Linked DNA regions of Mus musculus: region 1 is linked to region 2. A link is a contact called in ENCODE Hi-C or POLR2A ChIA-PET data. All regions are on one chromosome and are shown on one strand. Each heading gives the region's core, a stretch centred on a gene start or an enhancer-like site at or near the end of the contact. The rest is flanking DNA. Distances are from core to core; before and after follow the strand shown.

Region 1 (4,875 bases), core at 1,438-3,937, 35 kb after region 2:
AGCTGGGCTGGGCATAGTGGTACTTGCTTGTAATCTCAGCACGGGGGTGGCAAAAAAATAAAGGATTACTGCACATTCAAGACCAGCCCTTTACAGTACAGACTACACAGCAAGACACAGTCTCCAAAAGACTCAAGTCAAACCCTTGAATATCATATTCCTGGCCCATCCTCAAAGTACTGATTGGTGGCACAGAGCAAGAGGTCATTGTCTCAAGGTTATATAAGTCCGTGACATTTGAGCCTGAACACCTCTCCCAACCCCCACCCAGGCCTGACAGTTGTTCATGGCACTGCACAAGGCTTGAGGCCTAAGAGAAGAAGGTGTTTCTATTTATATCTAGCCTCCCCCACCTAAAAGTAGGGACTTCAGTTCCATTTGAAGCTATGACCGTTCCCAGCTGCCTCGCAGACTCAGCTGGACCCCAGAAAAGAAGTTACCATGGCAACAGGAGCCCAGTCTTCAATCCAGGAAGAATTGAATGAAACTGTTACTTTCCCTAAAGTCCCATAAAAATGTCCTTCCAACACCTGGAAGTACAGATTTGAGTCGTGTCTCTGTACCATGGCAAGACCCTGCTCCTCTGAGAGTCGGTTTGTCTGTCACAAAGCAGAACTTTCTAGAACTCTAGTTCCTTCCTGCTCTGACACACTAAGTGTATTTTAATTGGTCTGTTTCCTGGACCTATCATCGAGTTTGGGATGAAAGTTGGTGCCTGCTCTCTGTTTTTCCATTCCCCCTTTAGCTGACTAGGAACGGTATGATTCCCTGGACAGTCTTTAGGGCAATAGTAGCTCTATAATTAAGATTTAAACCCTGGTTCTGCCATTCACTGACTGAACCCCAGGGAAATTATTTTTCTCTTCTGAGTCTCAGTTCTCTTACCTGCAAAAATGGAGATTGAGCTCACCACTGATGATTAAACTCACCTTTCACCACTGATGGTCAAGATGGAATAGACCATGAGCTAAATGTAGTGGCCACAACACCTAACATTCGCCACCATGCTTATCCCCTAACCTGGGCCAAAGGATCTAAGCGAGCTATCACACAAGCACCTCCCAGGAGGCCTGGGAGTATATGAATACTTTCAATCTGACGGACAGAGGGACAGAAATGATGAGTCTAGCGCTGGCTATGAACATAGATTTTTTTTTCCATTTTTTATTAGGTATTTAGCTCATTTACATTTCCAATGCTATACCAAAAGTCCCCCATACCCACCCACCCCTGAACATAGATTTTTAAGCACCGCGTTTAGTTGCTTTGAGAGTCCCTCCTGGCCTCTTTTTCTCTCACACATGCCGGCAAGCCCTGCTCTCAGAAACATCCTCATTGTAAAGTTACCAAAACAGACTCAGAAATGGGAAGTGACTTGTGGAAGTTCACAGTTCTAGAACTCCAATGGCAGCCTAAATGAGTTAGGGAAGGAGTCAGTCGGTAAAGTGCTTGCTTGGCATCTATAAAGCTCTAGGCTTGATCCCCAGCACAACATAAACCTATTTTAGCAGCAGAGCCCAGTAATCCCAACACTCTGGAGGTGGAAATAGGAAGATTATATTCAGTGTTCTCCTCTGCTACATAGTGACCATGTGTCTAGCCTGGCATACATGAGATTGAGATCATGCCAAACACTTGTCAGTCTTGGAAACTAAGAATTCTCAGGAAGGAATGGCAACTCTGGGTTCACTCTCTCCATGTACCTGTTCATGTACAAATGGGCAGATGAGGAGACTCAACCCTAGCCATCAGGACTCCCAGCATAGGCAAACAGCCTCTGAAGCCCAAGATGTCTAGGTCCTTACTGGCCCCTTCTCTGCTAATGCCTGTGCCTCCTACCCATCTCTGGCACCCACATTGGGCTCCCAGACTCCAGGCCTTTACCAGTCTGCCTAGGTTGTGTCTCATGACTTCCACCTCCTTCTTGTTCTAGCAGTGTCCCAGGCCTCAAGTCCCTTTCCTTTCACCGCCGCCCCCGCCCCTGTCAGTCTTCCCGGGGACCCTCCTGCCCTTGGTACCCATAGCTACCATTTTGCTTCAAAACAGAACTAAGCACCAATGTCCTTGGTGCGCCCCCCCATCCTTCCACACTTGTGTCTTCTGAGTCACCTGAACTCCCCAAGCCCCTTCCGACCTTGGTGCTCTTCCCTCACTCTGTTCCTTCCTCCCCCGGAGACTCCTTTCCGCCCTAGACAGGTTTTCGTTTACCAGCCCCCATGACCCCTGAGCGCTCCGCAGCAGCACAGACAACACGACCCCGTGCCCTGGGTGCCCCACACCTACCCTTGATGCTGATGCCCAGCCCGCCGGCGTCGGCCTTGCGCACCGTCACGCGGCGCCGCTGGAGCAGCAGCGCTTCTGGCAGCTGTGGGGGCGCCGCGCCGGGCTCAGCGGCGCCGTTGAGCTGCGCGGGCTCCGGCTCCGGGCCGGGCTCGCCGTCGGCGGGACTCACGGTCAGCGCGTCCTCCGCCAGAGAGAGCAACACCCGCTGCCACCGCTCGCCACCCGCCCCGGAGCCCGCCCCGCAGCGCAGTTCCAGCAACCCGGTGCGCGGAGCGCGCCTGCCTGACGCCATCTTCGCCTCGAAGTCCCAGTACACTGCGCTCGCCCGGTCCCGCCGTACCCGGCCCGCTCCGACCCAGCGCCCAGGGCAGAGGGCGGCGGGGCAGCAGAGCCAGTCGCCACCCTACCCCGGCCTCGGGGGCGGAGCTTCGGAGGACAGGCTGTCGGGGGCGGGGCTAACGGGGGCGGGGCCCCGGGAGTGACTGAAGAGACGCTACCCGGTAAACTAAAGATGTGCAGCGGGATCACTTGGGAGTGGGTCAGAACCGCGTTCCCTCACGGCCACAGTTAGAGGAGGTTGAGGGTGGGGCGCTCTGCGGAACATAAAGGGGCCGGATTCTATGGATGGGGCAACACAAGGATCCAGTTCTGTGCGCCGTCGAGGATTGGACCGTAGCTCGTGGAAGCTGAAGGACAAGAAAAAGAATCAAGGATCCTGGGGTAGGGCTGCCTGTGTCAGGACCATAGGCTCCAGGGACTTTGCAGACAGAGTTAACTGGCAAACGAGCTAAGGAAGATGGTTTCTCACGTTTTGTGAGCCATGGGGAGAGGGTACCAGTAACAGTCTGTGGGCCTGACTCAGCTTAAGGGTGCAGCCTCTAAAGAGGTAAGCCTACCCACCCACCAGGAGGAGAAATGCCACTCCTTTGAGGGTTTGGTCCCATCACTTGAAGGTAGAGGCTGAAGGGTCTGCAAGTTTGAGTCCAGTCTAGGCTACATGAGACCCTGCCTTTAAAAAATAAAAATAAAAGTGAAAAGACATAAAGAGATAGAAGGCTCAGCGGTTAAGAGCATGGGCTGAAAAAAAAAAAAAAAAAAAAAAAAGCCGGGCGTGGTGGTACACGCCTTTAATCCCAGCACTTGGGAGGCAGAGGCAGGCGGATTTCTGAGTTTGAGGCCAGCCTGGTCTACAGAGTGAGTTTCGGGACAGCCAGGGCTACACAGAGAAACCCTGTCTCAAAAAACCAGAAGAGAGAGAGAGAAAGAGAGAGAGAGCATGGGCTGCTCTTACAGTGGAGCAGAGTAAAATTCACAGCATGCACATTGGGCAGCTCACAACCACTTGTAACTCCAGCTCCATGGAGATCTGACACCACTAGTTTCCTTGGGAACCTGTATTCACATTGCAAACAAGTACACCCATGCACACAAAAATAGTGAAAATAAATAAAATGACATATGATTTTATATATATATATATATATATATATATATATATATATATATGCAATACATGTATGTCACTTATTCTGTGTTTGCATGACACATGAGCTGGCTGATCTATGCTATCATTTGTGCCTTGGGTAAACCCTGCATAACTGAGACACATGAGTACTAAAAGCAGACCTCTCTTCTAACCTGGGTCTTTCTGGCTTCCAGGCTCACATCCCTCCTACTCCCTTGCCCTGCATGCATAGCAACAGGAGATAATTTCACTCTTCACTCACGGAGCACTTATCGAACTAAGCAAGATGCCATCCATTTGCAATCACAGCATTCTGGAGACTGAGGCAGAAGGATCATGATTAATTCTAGACGAACTATAGTTCATAGCAAGTTCCAGGTTATACTTTTTAAATTATTTTAATTTCTTTGTGGATTGATGTTTTGCCTTTATGCGTATCTGTGCTCCACATATAGTCCTCGAGGGCCAGAAGAGGACACCAGATTCCAGAAACAAGAGTTAAAAATAGTTTTGAGCTGCTATATGTATGCTTGGAATTGAACTCCAGACTTTAAGTTAAATATTGAAGGACAAGCTAGGCCTACTAAGGAAGATCTGTAATCTCAGATACTCAGAAAGGCTGAAGCAGAGAATCACAAATTCAAGGCCAGCCTGGGCAACTGAGTGAGACCCTGTTTTAAATTTTTAAAATACAGCAACAGGTGGTAGCGGTGGTACACACCTTTGATCCCAGCACTCAGAGGGCAGAGGCAGGTAAATCTATAAGATTGAGGCCAGCATGGTTTACAGAGTGAGCTCCAGGACAGCTGGGGCTACACAGAGAAAGAGAGAGAGAGAGAGAGAGAGAGAGAGAGAGAGAGAGAGAGAGAGAGAGAGAGAGAGAATCACCAGGAACTGAGGCCCTTTCCCAAGACCAATTCTAGAATTAGATCCTTAAAAGTCCCCCCACGTATTGTCCTGCTTAATGAAGCCCAGACAGACTTTCTGGGAAGAAACCTTAGTAGAGAGCTCCTCCCCTAGGGAATGTTCTCTGTGGACAGAACTGAGGAAAGGGGAAGTGGGCAAGTAGGTGTCTGTATACCAAGCAGCTAGCAGAGAAGGAGAAAAGTGTAGAAACAGAAAAGTAT
Region 2 (4,903 bases), core at 955-3,454:
ATCAACCTGCCCACACTATCAACTTCCTAAAGCCAAGAATGTAGTAAGAGAACAGCAGAAGCAATCAGGCCACAGAGGCTGCAGTGGAGCAAGGAAGCCAAAGGGAAAAAATAAAGCCAACCTTTTCTCTGCCTTCCTAGAAGTTCATCCCCCGAGAGATAGGGAGGTGGGTCCTCCACCTCTGGAGAAGATGGTTTCTCTTGAGGAACTGAAGCACTTCTTAAAAAATGCTGAAAAGTCGGTCCAGTGGCTAGCCTGGAGCTGAAGTCCTTCTGAGCTTCTGAGCTCTTCGCCTCTGGACTGGGACAAGGAGTGCTGGACACACTGCTTTGTGCTCTGCAGGTCCTAAGCAACACCCAGCACATGGAGGTGAATGGTGCTGACAACCTCTGTACTTGGAGGACACACCGTAAAGGATGCATGGCACCTGCAGCCCCAAATCTGCAAAGGAATGAAACACACCAGTATTTACGGCACACTCCATACAGGACTGCTCTGGACACTCCTCCTCGCTAAAACAGAAAAATGCTTTTTGGGGGGAGCAGGGCTCATAAGAGATGTTGAGACTTAATCTCAGGATTATTCTGGGCTGGCCTGGAACTCAACTTCCTACGTAGTCCAGGCTGGGCAGATTGTGAGGTTATGTGAGGTTAGGTTTGTTTGTTTGTTTGTTTGTTTTTTGAGATCTTCCTATGAAGTCCATACTGACCTCCAACTTTTCTCATTCCTCTCACCTCAGTCTTCCAAATGCCAGAATCACAACCCAGTTCCAAGGTACTGTTTTGTTTTGTTTTGTTTTGTTTTGTTTTGTTTTGACAGGGTTTCTCTGTATAGCTCTGACTGTCCTAGAACTTGCACTGTAGACCAGGCTGGCCTGAAACTCAGAGATCAGCCTGTCTCTGCCTCCTGAGTGCTGAGATTTAAGGTGTGCACCACCACCTCCCTTAAGGTACGTTTTATGATAGTTTACCTTAATCTAAACATGGTAAACCTATATTCCCAGTAACCTGGGAGGCTAAGGCAGGAAGATCATTTGAGCCCAGGACTGCCTGGACAACAGTGAGGGCTCTTAAAATATATTATATCTCTAATTTACAGGTGAAAATAAATAAAGGCGGCTCAGTGACATGGCTTAGTGGATGAAGGCACCTGCCACCAAGCCTGACTCCCTGAAAGCCACACAGTAGAAAGAATTCTTTTCCATAGATTCTTCTATCTCTACACATACACTATGTATGGCACATTCATGTGCATGAGCACAGGAACAAAAACCAAATAAATAAAATGTAATTAAAAAAAAAAACACCAACCTACTCTCTTGTCGGAGAGGAGACTTTTGGTTTGAGTTTTAATTTTTTTCACATTTTTATTTTTATGCATATTATGGTATGTGAACCATCTTAACAGCCCAGGTGTGAGCTTTCAAATCATCTACTTCTGCCCTTTAATTGTTGTGTGACCACGTTTTTACAAGTCAAATTTCCACCTCTGGACTACAAATGTCATATCCATTTTGGAAAAAAAAAAAAAAAAAGTACAATAGGACCTTACCCCTTGCCAGATGTTATAAGAATTACACATTAAAAACTTAGATTGGGGGAGGGGGGGACTTAGAGCAGTGGCTCAGTGGTTAAGAGCACTGACTGCTTTTCCAGAGCCTGAGTTCAATTCCCAGCAACCAAGTGGTGGCTCACAATCATTCACTAGCAGCCCACACTTCATTTCAAAGCATGGACCTTGGCCGGGTTCTGGGCGCGTCTTCATGTATGAGTGTTGGGGTGGGGAACGGTCCTTTCTGACGAACCTGGTGGAAGGATCAAAAGCTTCAAGTTTTTGCACAGCACAGCGCGGAACCACCTACCACATCCAAGCGTGTGAGTGCTAGGCGTGGCGGCGGCAACTGCGTGAGCCCCGTAGCCCCTCTCCGAGGTCTATCAGACCCCATCTCTGCTTCACAGGGCAAATACTAGGGCTTAGAAGGACGCTGTGACTTGGCCAAGAGCCGGCAGCGGGGCTGAGCTACACTCGCAGCGGTCCTACTCAAGGCCTAACACTGCCCAGTGATACCTTCTCCTAGCGCTTCTGGCTTTTCCTGGACGGTGCGAGCCCGCCCTGCGCCACCGCGGGTCACCCGCAGGACACTAAACTCAATCTCAAGCCTCTCACCTCCCACAACTGCAAGGTCCGCGTCCGAAACCGGAAACTGTCGATCTGCGTGGGTTCCCTTCTCAGGAGTCCTCCGCTGCGCGCCTAGGCGTGCAACTTCTGTTCCGCCGTGACTTTCGCCCGCGGTGTTCTAATGGTAGTGTTTCCTGCCGGCTTCGAGTCCCAGGACCCTGGCTTTGAAAAATAAAGCCGTGAGACCTACTACTTCTTTAAATGCTAATACCGCCCCCCACCCCCACCCCACCCCACCCCAAAAAAAAAAGTTAAGTAAAGCTTAAAACCAGGTAGGCGGGCTGGAGAGATGGTTCAGCGGTTAAGAGCACTGAGTGCTCTTCCAGAGGTCTGGAGTTCAATTCCCAGCAACCACATGGTGGCTCACAACCATCTGTAAAGGGATCCGATGGATGCCCTCTTCTGGTGTGTCTGAAGACCGCGACACTGTACTATTATGCATAATAAATCTTTTTTAATTAGAAAAACAAACAAACAAACAAACAGGTGGGCAGTCTCAGAGTCTGTATCTGCCCTTGCCCCAAGAGAGTAAGGGATTCTTAGGGGTGTTCTGCCCCCTGGAAAATAGGAGCTCTGACTTCTCCTCAAGCCTGTCACCCGTTAGCTCCCTCCTGCCATATGTACTTTCCTTCCCTCTCCTCACCAGACCCTTTAAGAAAAGGGCCACCATGGGGCTGGTGAGATGGCTCAGCATGTAGGACACTTGCTGTTTGACGACCTGGGGTCTAATCCCCAGAACCCACAAGGTGAAGGGAGAACTGGCTCCCACAAGCCCTCTGAACTTCACAGATAGGCCATGGGACATGCAACATCTCTCTCTCTCTCTCTCTCTCTCTCTCTCTCTCTCTCACACACACACACACACACACACACACAGACGTCTCAGGACGCTGTAGCACACTTCGGTGTTCTCAGGAGGCAAAGGCAGGCTAATTCGAAGCCAGAAAGAGCTACATAGTAAAATTTCGTAGATGATGGATAGACAGACAGACAGGCAGACAGACAGATGGAATAGAATAAATGTAAAAAAAAATAGAAAAGAGGCTAACCAGTGGTTTCTGTGGCTAGCTCTGAACGGCCTCGTCTTTCCTGGATCTCCCAGATGGCCCTGAACAGCCTAATTGTTCCTCACTACCTCCTTACCCTACTCCTGTCACATTCCTGCCCTGGCCCTCTCAGCCATTCTCCCTTCCCTGTTGACTCTAGCCAAAATACCTCTTCTCCCCCAGACCGAACCCATAGTCCCTACACTCAAGAAAATGCTGAGAACAGGATTCAGCCAGATCGGAGCCCTGGGGTCAGAACCACCCTATGTAGCATAAGTGTTTTTTCCAAGCTTCACCATAAATATTAGTTTTAAAGTGTGAGACATTTAAGTGTAAAACATTTGGTTGAAGCACAAACTGCAGGTGGACAGTTCAAAAATCTACAAGCATAGAATGAGTAGCAAAGAGGCGCCCCCTCCTGGCCTCTTCCTGTCATGACTCTCATCAAGAGACTGGGTTTGGAGGGAAGGAGTGGGGGGCATTCCCAGCCTTCCTCTTTGCCAATGGGCTTTTGTCGTTTTGTTTTGTTTGTTTTGTTTTGTTTTGTTTTGTTTTGTTTTGTTTTCATTTATGTGTTTATGTATCTGGGCAAGAAGCCGGAAGTACTTCTGTTTGGAAAGCCAGAAGCTAGAGTTGGCTCAGTCTGTAGGACACTTCCAAATGAAGCTAGAGTTACAGGCAGTTGTGAACCACCTGATGTGGGCCCAGAATCAAACTCTAGTACAATCCTCCAAAAACTTCTCAGCTATCTCTCCAGCCCTCCAACAGTTTCTGTAATATGTTACCTCTGCATTCTCTGGGTAAGACATTTTGGACCTCATTCTCCTGTTTCAAAGACAGTCTCAATGCGCGTGTCCCCTCAATACCATAACCTTCAAGAAAGTGGACATAGGAGGTAGGGTCTTCACAAAGTGACTAGGTCATAAAGGTAGAACCTCATGGTTACCTTATTTAAAAGAGCCCAAGCTGGGCACAGTGGCACATACCTTTAATCCCAGCACTCCGGAGGCAGAAGTTGTGGCTCTCTATAAGTTCGAGGCCAGCCTAGTCTACAGAAAACGTTTCAGAACAGCAAGAGAGAGAAAGAGAAAGAAAACCCTATCTTGAAAAAAAAAAGATTTTTAAAAGACTAACTCATTTTACAAATTTAAGGGTGAGTATACAAAAGTAGTCATGTGCAAAGGCTCACGCAGCAAGCAGTCCTTGGGATCCAGCCACAGTTCACGCTGATCCCAAAGCCCTATTCTTAGCACTGACTAACTCAACCTCAGACTGGCTGGGTTCCCTCTGGGGCTGTGCTGGCTGACAGTTGAATAACCATAGCCAAGTAGTGACTGCTGACTCCAGTCTCCTTGCCTGTAGGGTGGCAACTGTGTGGTGAATACATTGCAATGTGGGGAAGACATGGATAAGGAGTGGGGCCAAAGGATCTGGGGCTGTGGCAGTAGTCCACTGTGGGTTCCCGGGCTAGTGTGGGATTAAGGACTGATGAAGGTTAGAAAAAGAAACAAACTCCTCTGACTCCAGAAGTTTGGGGATCCCATGTTCTGCTCGCTTTAAGACCTGAATGTTCTACCTGCCATGATCATCTTTCATCTAATTCTGCTAGTTGGTGAAAGTTGCCATCGTGAGCACTCATTCCCCCTCCACCCCACTGTGACTGTGTGTTCTCTTCACCG

What was found. A loop is a pair of places that touch in the nucleus more often than their neighbours do. ChIA-PET counts read pairs that join two places held with the same protein, here RNA polymerase II (POLR2A).
Region 1: a map of gastrocnemius shows a loop between it and region 2 (6-fold over the local background). The contact joins the promoter of Snta1 here to the promoter of Cdk5rap1 in region 2. A Hi-C loop is called at or near these places in 5 of 37 maps with a recorded cell type or tissue (gastrocnemius and heart). POLR2A ChIA-PET finds 5 or more read pairs at or near these places in 3 of 5 experiments (Patski and embryonic stem cell).

Annotation. Positions count from the first base shown.
Region 1 is chr2:154,405,397-154,410,271 of GRCm38, forward strand. Snta1 (syntrophin, acidic 1) reads right to left here and starts at 2,688. Exons shown (of 8, transcript NM_009228.2): 1 at 2,284-2,688. The coding sequence starts at 2,575.
Region 2 is chr2:154,370,515-154,375,417 of GRCm38, forward strand. It overlaps Cdk5rap1 (CDK5 regulatory subunit associated protein 1), which reads right to left and starts at 2,205. Exons shown (of 14, transcript NM_025876.2): 1 at 2,167-2,205; 2 at 122-441. The coding sequence starts at 422.